Regions from separate parts of the Homo sapiens genome. Here region 1 is linked to region 2. Evidence: chromatin contacts called from ENCODE Hi-C data. All regions are on one chromosome and are shown on one strand. The core of a region is the stretch at or near the end of the contact, and the rest is flanking DNA. Distances in the headings are between cores, read along the strand shown. Region 1 overlaps RHOH (ras homolog family member H). Region 2 overlaps TMEM156 (transmembrane protein 156).

Region 1 (4,578 bases), core at 98-2,597, 1.2 Mb after region 2:
CCAGGGAAAGTAGGGTGACAGGTGGAGGCTGGGAATTAACGTTTTTTGAGCACCAAATATGGACAAGGCACAGGGGTTGGGTGTTTTTCTAGTGAGAATACATATGAAAGAAGGAAAACAAACTTGGAAACCGCTATTTTAAGCCATTTGGTAACAGTTTCTCTAGCTTATGAGATGAGAGAGGTCCTCTCAGTATCCGCTGCATTACTTGTGGGCCTCCTTGGTTGACGTCGCTCTCTGAACGCTTGGGGTGGAATTCTAGAGGTGCTTTTCATTAGAGGCAGAGAGCATGACCTTTCTTCCTTGCCCAGTTTAAATTAAATTATTTTATCTTACAATGTGTTAATTTTAGTGCTAGCAAGGCACAGCTAAAATTCCATTTCTACTTAGGAGTGGGGATCATTGTGGCAGTGAGTGCTTATTTGGGTTTGGGATGCTTGGATCTGGGTGAAAGCCAGGATTAAAAAGCATCCTCCTTCCCCATTCCACTCTCTAGGTTATAAATATTTTTTTGGATTAAAAGCCTCCTTTAAAAAAATGCAAATCCACCTGGCATGTTAATTGTGCAGGGGATTCCTAATTATGTGTGCAGATGACGTGAGTCACACGGTGATAGTGTTCCTTCTAGAGTCCCACTGGTGTCCTAAGGGAGGAGACTCTGGAGCTTTGTGTATGAAAAGGGATGGGCACAAGTCAGGATGGGGTGCACAGGTGGAGGCTGGGAGGCAGCATGACAGTGTGGGGGCTGGGGTGGGCTGTGAGAGCAAGGAGGGTGTCAGAGATGGAAAGGATGACCCCAGGGGGGTGGAAGGGTGCCAGAAACTTAGGGCTCCTCTGTGAGCTCTTTAGCCATTTGACTCTAGCAACTGCTTGAATGCCCTGAACAACCTTTTGACGACTTGCACAAGAAGTTGTCATACTGTTCCCCGGATGTGGACAGTTGTTCAGAGACCACGATCATGTGTCTGGTGTCTCACTGTGGAATAGTGGTTTCTAAAGCTGGCTGGACAGCAAAACCACCTGGGGAGCTTTTAAGAAACTGAAATTCCATGTCTCATACCCCAGCCCTCACGTGAGGTCCAGGAATCTGTGTGATTAAAAAATACAAGCCCCAAAACAACTTGGAAAGTGGTCGTTTTGCAGGTGGGGATTTAGGAACCAAGAATCCAGAACTCTCCTACCAGGGCCCCAGAAACCGTAAGTTGAATAAGTGCTGAAATGAGGCAAATTGATCTACTCTCTATTGTGATTAATATCTTCACACAGCAAGTATTTTCCTTTGTTTTGAGTTCATTCCTTGAGATGAGTTATCGGGAGCGGGGTGACTGGGTCCAGGATATGAGGATGTTTAGCTCAGTCATACCCGCATTTTAACACGCAAACGTACGGTGCCGCTCATTTAAAAACCAAAGTGTTGTATACATGTAGAAGCTATATATTATTCCGGGGCAGCCCAAAGAGGGGATGTTGCTTTCAAGCGAAAGCACCAAATCACATTCTTTTCTGGTAAAATAGAATACTAATGAATTGCTTTTGGAAGAAATTTCCAGAGCATTACTGAATGTTCAAGTGCTTCTTAGAGCACAAGTTGAACCTTTCTTATCTCTGCACTCAGTTTCTCGTAAAACTGAAGTCACAGTGACCTCTTCCCCATTTCGTAGAAAAGAAACCCAAGGAAGAGAGTGGTTAAGAAACAGAAGATACGGTTCTCATCACATTTGCCTGAGAACTACGTATAGTCATCCATTCAGTGCCTCGTTAAGTAAATAAATGATTGAATCATTTGTATACATGACCTCATGGAAAAAAGCACGGTAAAATGAATGTTTGAGGGTGGGTAGACAGAATTATTCAACCCGGACAGGTGTTAGATGTTCACTCTATCCCCCCCTTTTTTTTTGCATTAGGTTTTATTCATTATTTGCATCATCTATGGACCTAAAAGCATGCTCATTGTCACACAGATGGGAACAGGGTGAATTTTCAATGATTTCAATGAAAAAAAAAAAAAGATGTGCTGTTGCAAAATATCAAGGGAGATGTTTACAGTGGTGTTCTAGAACCGGCTTGCTCTCAAGTGCTGATTGTAATATTTTCAGAAATTTTCCAAGCCAGTGACATTATTGACTTCTCTTTATCTGTGTGATGGAAATGCTATATAATATTGTGCTATCTGAGCATCTGTTTTCAATTTTGCATTCAGCGATGTCATGATGGTGGCTTGAAATTGGCTATGGTAAAAGTACACTGTGAAAATCAGCAAACACAATAAATCAGGCTCCCCACCTTTTTTTTTTCGGGGCGGGGGGCAAGCATGTTGTTAAACGTTTACTAGCATGCTACTGAGGAACTGTGTAAAATACAAATATGGCAATTTGACGATATGTATCAAGAGCCATTAAAGTGTTCATACACTTTGATCCATTCATTCCACCCCTGGAAATTTATTCCGAATAAATAATTCAAAGAAAAGTAATATGCATGAACATATTCACTGTATTATCATTTATAGCAGCAAAATCTGAAAATACCCTGAACACTAAGCAATAGGAGTTCTGGCAACATTAACTCCATGAGTTTTTTTTTTTTTTTTTTTTTTTTTAAGACAGGGTCTTGTTTTGTCACCCAGGCTGGAGTGCAGTGTGTAATCACAGCTCACTCAGCCTTGACCTCCTGTGCTCATTTGATCCTCCTGCCTTAGCCTCCCAAGTAGCTGGGACCACAGGCGTGTGCCACCACACTTGGCTAACTTTTTTTTTGTAGAGACGGGGTCTCACTTTGTTGCCCAGCCTGGTCTCCATCTCCTGGGATCAAGTGATCCTCCTGCCTTGGCCTCCCAAAGTGCTAGGATTACAGGCACGTCACTGCGCACAGCCCATGGGTTCTTTTAAAGTCATTAAAAATCATAGTTATGATGGTTATGAAAATATGTTTGATATGATGTTAGGTTAGAAAATCAGAATTAAAAATTTTAATTACATTCTGATTTTGTTGTGAATAAGAATTAAATGTGAGCCGTAAAAAAATGAATGACAGCATTTGGTATGTTAGAATGGTGAAATAGTAGAATTTGTTTTTATTTTGTTTATTGTAGTCGTGGTGTGTGTTCATTTAAGAAATTTGGAGAACACCTGTTAATAAGTGATCTTGAGTAGTTTTAACATTTAGGAGGAAGGCTATGAGTTTTGTGAACCACATGGGGCTTTACCTTTAACCGGTAGATGTTACTGTGAATCCCTGGGCAGGGTATTGTAAAGGGAGTTTGGAGCTAGGCAGTGTGAGCTGTGGATGCTAAAGGGGTTTCTTTAGAGCAGCTTAAGGAGGAGGAAGAAGTAAGTAACTGTGTCCTGAGGACTTGCTAAAAGTAGACTGCAAGGACTGAGAAATAGCCCAGAGAAAAACTACCATCAAAGGCCAGAGAGACAGGCGAGAGAAGGTTTCTTAGGAAGAGACAAGGAGACGCTGATCTCAGAGGTGAACAACATGGATAAGAAATTAACTCCATTTTGACCTGAAAAAAATAGGGGCTGACACCAGAAAGGAAATGATTTTTGTAGAGCAATGGTTCTCAAGTTTTATTTATTTATTTATTTTTAGTTTTTTTTAAATTTTTTATTTTTTGAGATGGAGTCTCGCTCTGTTGCCCAGGCTGGAGTGCAGTGGCATGATCTTGGCTCACTGCAAGCTCCGCTTCCCGGGTTCACGCCATTCTCCTGCCTCAGCCTCCGGAGTAGCTGGGAATACAGGTGCCCGCCACCAGGCCCCGCTAATTATTTTGTATTTTTAGTTGAGACGGAGTTTCACCGTGTTAGCCAGGATGGTCTCGATCTCCTGACCTCGTGATCCGCCCGCCTCGGCCTCCCAAAGTGCTGGGATTACAGGCGTGAGCCACCGCGCCCGGCCAGTTCTCAAGTTTTAGTGTGTTTAAGAATCACCTGGATGAGTGCGGGAAGAGTTAACTAATTTAGCATCCAGGTTCCATCTCCATGCATTCTGATACGGTTGGTCTAGAGGTTGGCAGGAATATGCATTTTTAACAAATCCTCCCACCCTATGAAGACTCTGATGTGAATTGCCTGCAGATTACACTTTGAGAAACACTAGTGGAATAAATGCAACAGTTTGGTTTTGTCCAGGGAAGGTATATCTGTGAGTGTGTGTGTGTGTGTGTGTGTGAGAGAGAGAGAGTGTGTGTGTGTGTGTTGAAGGTGAAGCCGCTACTTAAAGGCTCAGAATTGAAGGACTTATAATGTAAAAGGGGAATGAAAACAGAGAAAGCCCAGAGGGACAAGTTATTTATTTGTTATAGAAACAAACAGCAAAAACCAGGAAGCTGTACTTACGATATTCCTTAAAGGAATATAGTTTGTGGCACAAAATCCTCTTCCACAGTTAAACAATTTTGTCCAGCACTTGAACCAATTAAAAGTAGCTGTGACTAGGGGAACTATGAGCACAGAGAAAGATGGTCATGGGGAGAGTCTGGGACCCATAAACATTCTATTTCAGGCCATCGAGCGGTGGTTATTAAACCCGTGGTAGAATATGGGAGTGCTACGGACAGAAAACACTCTGGAC
Region 2 (5,055 bases), core at 1-2,500:
TGTAGGATGAATAAGCTTCTTTTGGAGGTACGAGCCCATTTATCTCTCTCTCTCTCTCTTTCTCTCTGTCTCTCTCTCTCTCTCTGTGTGTGTGTGTGTGTGTGTGTGTGTGTGTGTGTTGAACAATACTCACTTTTAAATGCATGAACAAATGGAGAGACATCCTGGAATGTGTGGCTAGTGTTGACAACAAGCTGCTTCTGCTGAATGTGACACAGTCACCACCGCTTTGAACTACATTTTTTTTTTCTACCCGTGTTACTGCATCTCCAGAGAACCATGCTGACACATTTTTCCCGTACATTCTCACTGCTGCCTATAATCCATCACTACAAAGAGAGGCCTTAAAAACTGCACTCAAGGGAGACATGATTTCCTTTCCCTTTCTCTGTCAGAAAAGCAACTCATAATAGGGAAGGAAAAGATTGCATTTAGGTTAAAGGAATATAAATAAGAAAGAGTCTGCCTCTTTCTCTCTTTAAGACGCTAAGCCTCAAAAGGGTTCTTGGTTTTAAAAAGGCCATCACCCCTTGACCTACACTAAACATTAATATTATATACCTGGTAATAAAGCCAGAGGATTTTTAGTGAGAGCTATGAAAGGGAAAGGATGGCTAAGACAGGTTTCTTTGGTGGATGAAAGTCACAGGCTCATAAATACAACTTTGCGAGGTTAGTCTTGTGGTTAGCTAGTACTTAAAATTTGTGATTCCCTCGACTATATGGGTTGACGGGGGAACTATAGACTTTTTCTCAGACAAGACAGCAGTGCTCAAAATTACGACTTGAAAACAGAAACGACCAGAATTCCTAAGGTGACCAAAAAGCCCCACAGAACTGTGTTAAAACTGTCCTCATATTTGGACACATGTACTGAGTAAGAGGGGAGCCCAGGGAAAAATGCCATTTTTGCCTTTTAAAAATTAATTTTGCCATTGAAAACAACGTTATAGCTTTTAATTTATTAATCAAATAAGATTTTCATTGACTGGACAAAATTTCCACCAACTTACCCCACATTTAACTGGTGTCAAATGATTATTTAGCTAATGCTTATTATCAGTCATAGCTTAATACTTTCACTGCTAATGCTGGGTAGAAAGCCTAAATTTTTAAAATATTTGAGCTCCTTAGGTGCACTCAAGCTAGGGTTCCGTGTATCTGCTAATTTAAATGGCTAACAAAAGCCCCCAGTGAACAAAGTCCCCAGTGAAATGCGGTGCAAATCTCTATGTCGCTACTGATGCAGCTGTAGGGTGGGGGACTGGAGGTTTGCTCGGCATCCTCCCATTTTTGAAAACTGTTTACATGCCAGACTTGAAGCTTCCTTTTTTTTCTAACTTCTCACAAAGTACGAAGGCACCTACTCGCTGGCTGTGTACAAGGAGCTTTGGTAACAGCACTCATAATTCTGTGGTTTTCACGGTCAAGGATATTATTTCTCTCTGCTAAAGAAGAGGGCTTCGTCCATGTCACATTCTCTCTCTTTCTCTTTTTAACGTGATTTGACAGCTTGAATCCAAAAGGAGGCTTCACAATTAGAAGAAAGGGATTGAACCACAACATCTGTGCTAACAGCCCCCATCACTGCTCTAATTAGAATTCCCTTATTCCATTTCTGTTTCTCAGGAGAGGACAGGGGGCTTTTTAATTGGGGCTATTAGAAGTTCTCTTTACACAATGACACCCTCTGCTAAGGGAAGGCTCCAGCGAAAGCCATGCCCACTCTGCAATTACTTCTTGCAATTCTGGGGAATAATGGTATCTTGTCTCATTTAAAAATAAATCTAAGTCTTATCCCTATTGCTTTCTCTCCTCTGCCTACTCACATGAATTTCTTCTTGCCAATTAAGCAAACTTTCCATTATTTAAGGAGATAGTTTAGATTGCTACTGTCCCCTGATAATAAGACATATTAAACTGGATTTCATTTGCCCACAGCTCTGTTATTCCAGATACAAGGCTAATTTACATAAGCTCAGATCTCAGATCTTGAGTTTACTGTGTAGTGAAACCATGCAGCTTTGGAATTTCCTGAGTGCTGTTTTGTTTACATGCCACAGAACTTACCTGAAAGAACCTGCACATTCAATGCTCTCAGTTTCTCCGAATCACTTCCTCTTAAGAGAACAGATGTAGGTTTGTCTCTATGACCTATTCCCAGAAAAGAAATGAAGTATTTAGATGATAAACAAGCGCATTGTTAACATATATTCCCCATGTTGGTTCAAAGGATTACCAAAAAGAATGGAGCCATTCATGGCCAGGCACGGTGGTTCACGCCTGTAATCCCAGCACTTTGGGAGGCTGAGGCAGGGAGATCACGAAGTCAGGAGTTCGAACCCAGCCTGGCCAATATGGTGAAACCCCATCTCTACTAAAAAATACAAAAATTAGCTGGGCGTGGTGGTGCATGCCTGTAGTCCCAGCTACTCAGGAGGCTGAGGCAAAAGAATCGCTTGAACCCAGGAGGTGGAGGTTGCAGTGAGCCGAGATCATGCCACTGCACTCCAGCCTGGACGAAAGAGTGAGACTCCATCTCAAAAAAAAAAAAAAAAAAAAAAAAAAAAAAAAAAAAAAAAAAAAGGAAAGCGACAGCTCTTATACACAGAAAAGTATATTTTTATCTTATTATATACATAGATATGATGTGAAGAATATTCAATGTATGTTTAATATTCAATAACATTTAATGTGCTAAGTAGTGTGACATTTTTTATTACTTTGTATGCTTGGATTTGCAAGCCTTTGAAAATCACTAAGTCTGTCATTTGGGCAGATATTTGTAAGAATTTAATTTGACTCCCCACTACTGGTCTCCTTCTAGACATTTTTTCTAGCTCACTTCTATCTCTCTTTGCTTATAGCTTTTCATATGGGAAAATGGGTCAAGAAACTCAGAACTATACACTATTTATAAATAACACACATTTACTTTAAATAATAGAATTTTCAAAACTAAATACCCTACATCTTAGTTCTGACATTTTACTAGCTGTGCAGCTTTGGATAAACACTTAACCTCTCTAAGTCTCAGGGGATTTTTATCTACAAAATAAAAATAGCATATATCCTGTTTACACAGTTTAAGAATCTAGTGAAAATGCTCTGAAAATGGTTATTCTACAAATAAACAGTATTGATTATGTTATTAACCACTGCACAAAGGGCTTTATTACTAAGGTATCAATGATAACACTTGATATGAAACTGCTCTCAAAAATATCTGCAACAAATACCTAGTCAAAAGAATGAATTGCAACTTTACTGAAACCTGGAGGCAACCACTTGTTCTGCCTACTGAAATGGCTAACACAGCCTTGCCTGGTAAAGAAGGAAAGAGTCTTGGGAAATCATACAACCACCACAATACTACTGTCCTTTAATGAAAACTAATTATGCACTAGACACTGTGGTAAACTTTGTAAGTAATCTCTGTATTTCCTTACCTCAACCCTGTGTGGTAGTGGTGATTATGCTTGTTTTACAGAGGATGTAAGGGATGCTCACATAATTTAAATAACTTGCTTAATGTCACATAGCTAGTAAGTGGTAGTACTAGGACTCTAACATAAATCTATTTATTTTTAGTGCCTATTCTTATAGTAATACATCTTGCACTGTCTTTAAGAGACTAGCTACTCATATTATGAATTGTCCATTGGGCCTGATAGTCATCCATTTTATGCACTGGGGACATGCCAGTAGAGCCAGTATTTGCATGGGTACACACCGGTAGCATCATACCAGTAATTTACAATCAATGTCCATCCTGATAGGTGGGTGCCTAGGTCATACGAGTTATTAAATATTTTTAACGTTGCTCCTACTGTCCTGATTCCTAATTTCTAATTTCCTTTAGCTCAGCCCTGCCAAAAATCTGATACCCCCATGCTTATTAAAGATCGACTCTGCCTCACACCCGTCACCTACAGCCACTCTGCTCAAGATCTCCAACTCTGAAATTCTTGTTTTTGTGACTGAGTCTTGCTCCATTGCCCAGGCTGGAGTGCAGTGGCGCGATCTCAGCTCACTGCAACCTCCACATCCTGGGCTCAAGTGATTCTTGTGCCTCAGCCTCCCAAGTAGCTGAGATTATAGGCTTGCGCCACCATGCCTGGCTAATTTTTGTATTTTTAGTAGAGACGGGCTTTCACCATGTTGGCCAGGCTGGTCTGCTGGTCTCAATCTCCTGACCTCAGGTGATCCGCCTGCCTCAGCCTCCCAAGGTGCTGGGATTACAGGCATGAGTCACCGCGCTCGGCCTGAAATTCTTTATCCCCACTTCCTGTTCTTCTCTCTCTCTCTGCCCTCACTTCCGCTAAGCCCTGCTCAATGTCCAGCTCATCAGCTTCTTCCTATTCACCCAGTCTTTCTTCTTCTCTTACTTGCCCGAGTAGAAGAAAGATGAATGAAGCTCCTTGCATGCTGGAACTGTGTTTTATCTACGTTTTTATTCCTTGAGTTACCAAGAATCACCACTTATTCACAGTAGGTGCACAAGAAATGCTAAATTGTACTAAAAAGGAAATGAAATCCATAGAAGAGATCAGGAGTTCCTCGGCACTACAGGGATTATACTTACTCTGCCACTTTTGCACTCTTCTCTGGCCTTCAAGTATTTTGCGGATAGTGAGGATGATCAAAAATATAAAAACTAATAGAACTAAAATATACCAAGTGATCTTCATGGAACAAGTGATATCTGTAAAGAAAACAAATACTGTAAAAACCCAGTAAAATTATTCAACAGATAAAAGGCAATGTGGCAGTGTAGCTGAGTTCTACAACATATTCTGCCCTGAATTGAAAAGCTGAAATTATGACCATCACTGTTACAGGGTCACTAGCTCTCCTGAATTCTTTCTTGATATATGAAATGAAGGTATTATACGGGTAAACTTGAGTAGGTAGCTTCCAGCTATCCATGTAGTTCCAAAATTCTAGGATTCCTTTCACTTACAGGTTATGCTGATATTAGTTTCACTATCCTCGCTGTAACTAAGGTAAGACCACAACATAGCAATCCCAGAATCAGAACCACTTACAATTCAT

What was found. A loop is a pair of places that touch in the nucleus more often than their neighbours do. Pooled maps may share reads with other maps.
Region 1: a loop to region 2 is called in a pooled map, with 2.5 times the contacts of the local background. The contact joins two enhancer-like sites. A Hi-C loop is called at or near these places in 3 of 50 pooled maps.

The regions. Positions count from the first base shown.
Region 1 is chr4:40,199,369-40,203,946 of GRCh38, forward strand. The region is part of intron 1 of RHOH (ras homolog family member H); the gene reads left to right. Among named protein-coding and RNA genes, the nearest start is that of RHOH, 4.6 kb to the left of the region's middle. Within about 2 kb of position 1,348, at least 16 of the 41 ENCODE cell types and tissues checked have a DNase peak (open chromatin) inside an H3K27ac peak, as active enhancers do.
Region 2 is chr4:38,984,266-38,989,320 of GRCh38, forward strand. It overlaps TMEM156 (transmembrane protein 156), which reads right to left. Exons shown (of 7, transcript NM_024943.3): 4 at 4,586-4,705; 5 at 2,071-2,154. Among named protein-coding and RNA genes, the nearest start is that of TMEM156, 46 kb to the right of the region's middle. RefSeq lists an enhancer at 4,014-4,513. Within about 2 kb of position 1,251, at least 2 of the 41 ENCODE cell types and tissues checked have a DNase peak (open chromatin) inside an H3K27ac peak, as active enhancers do.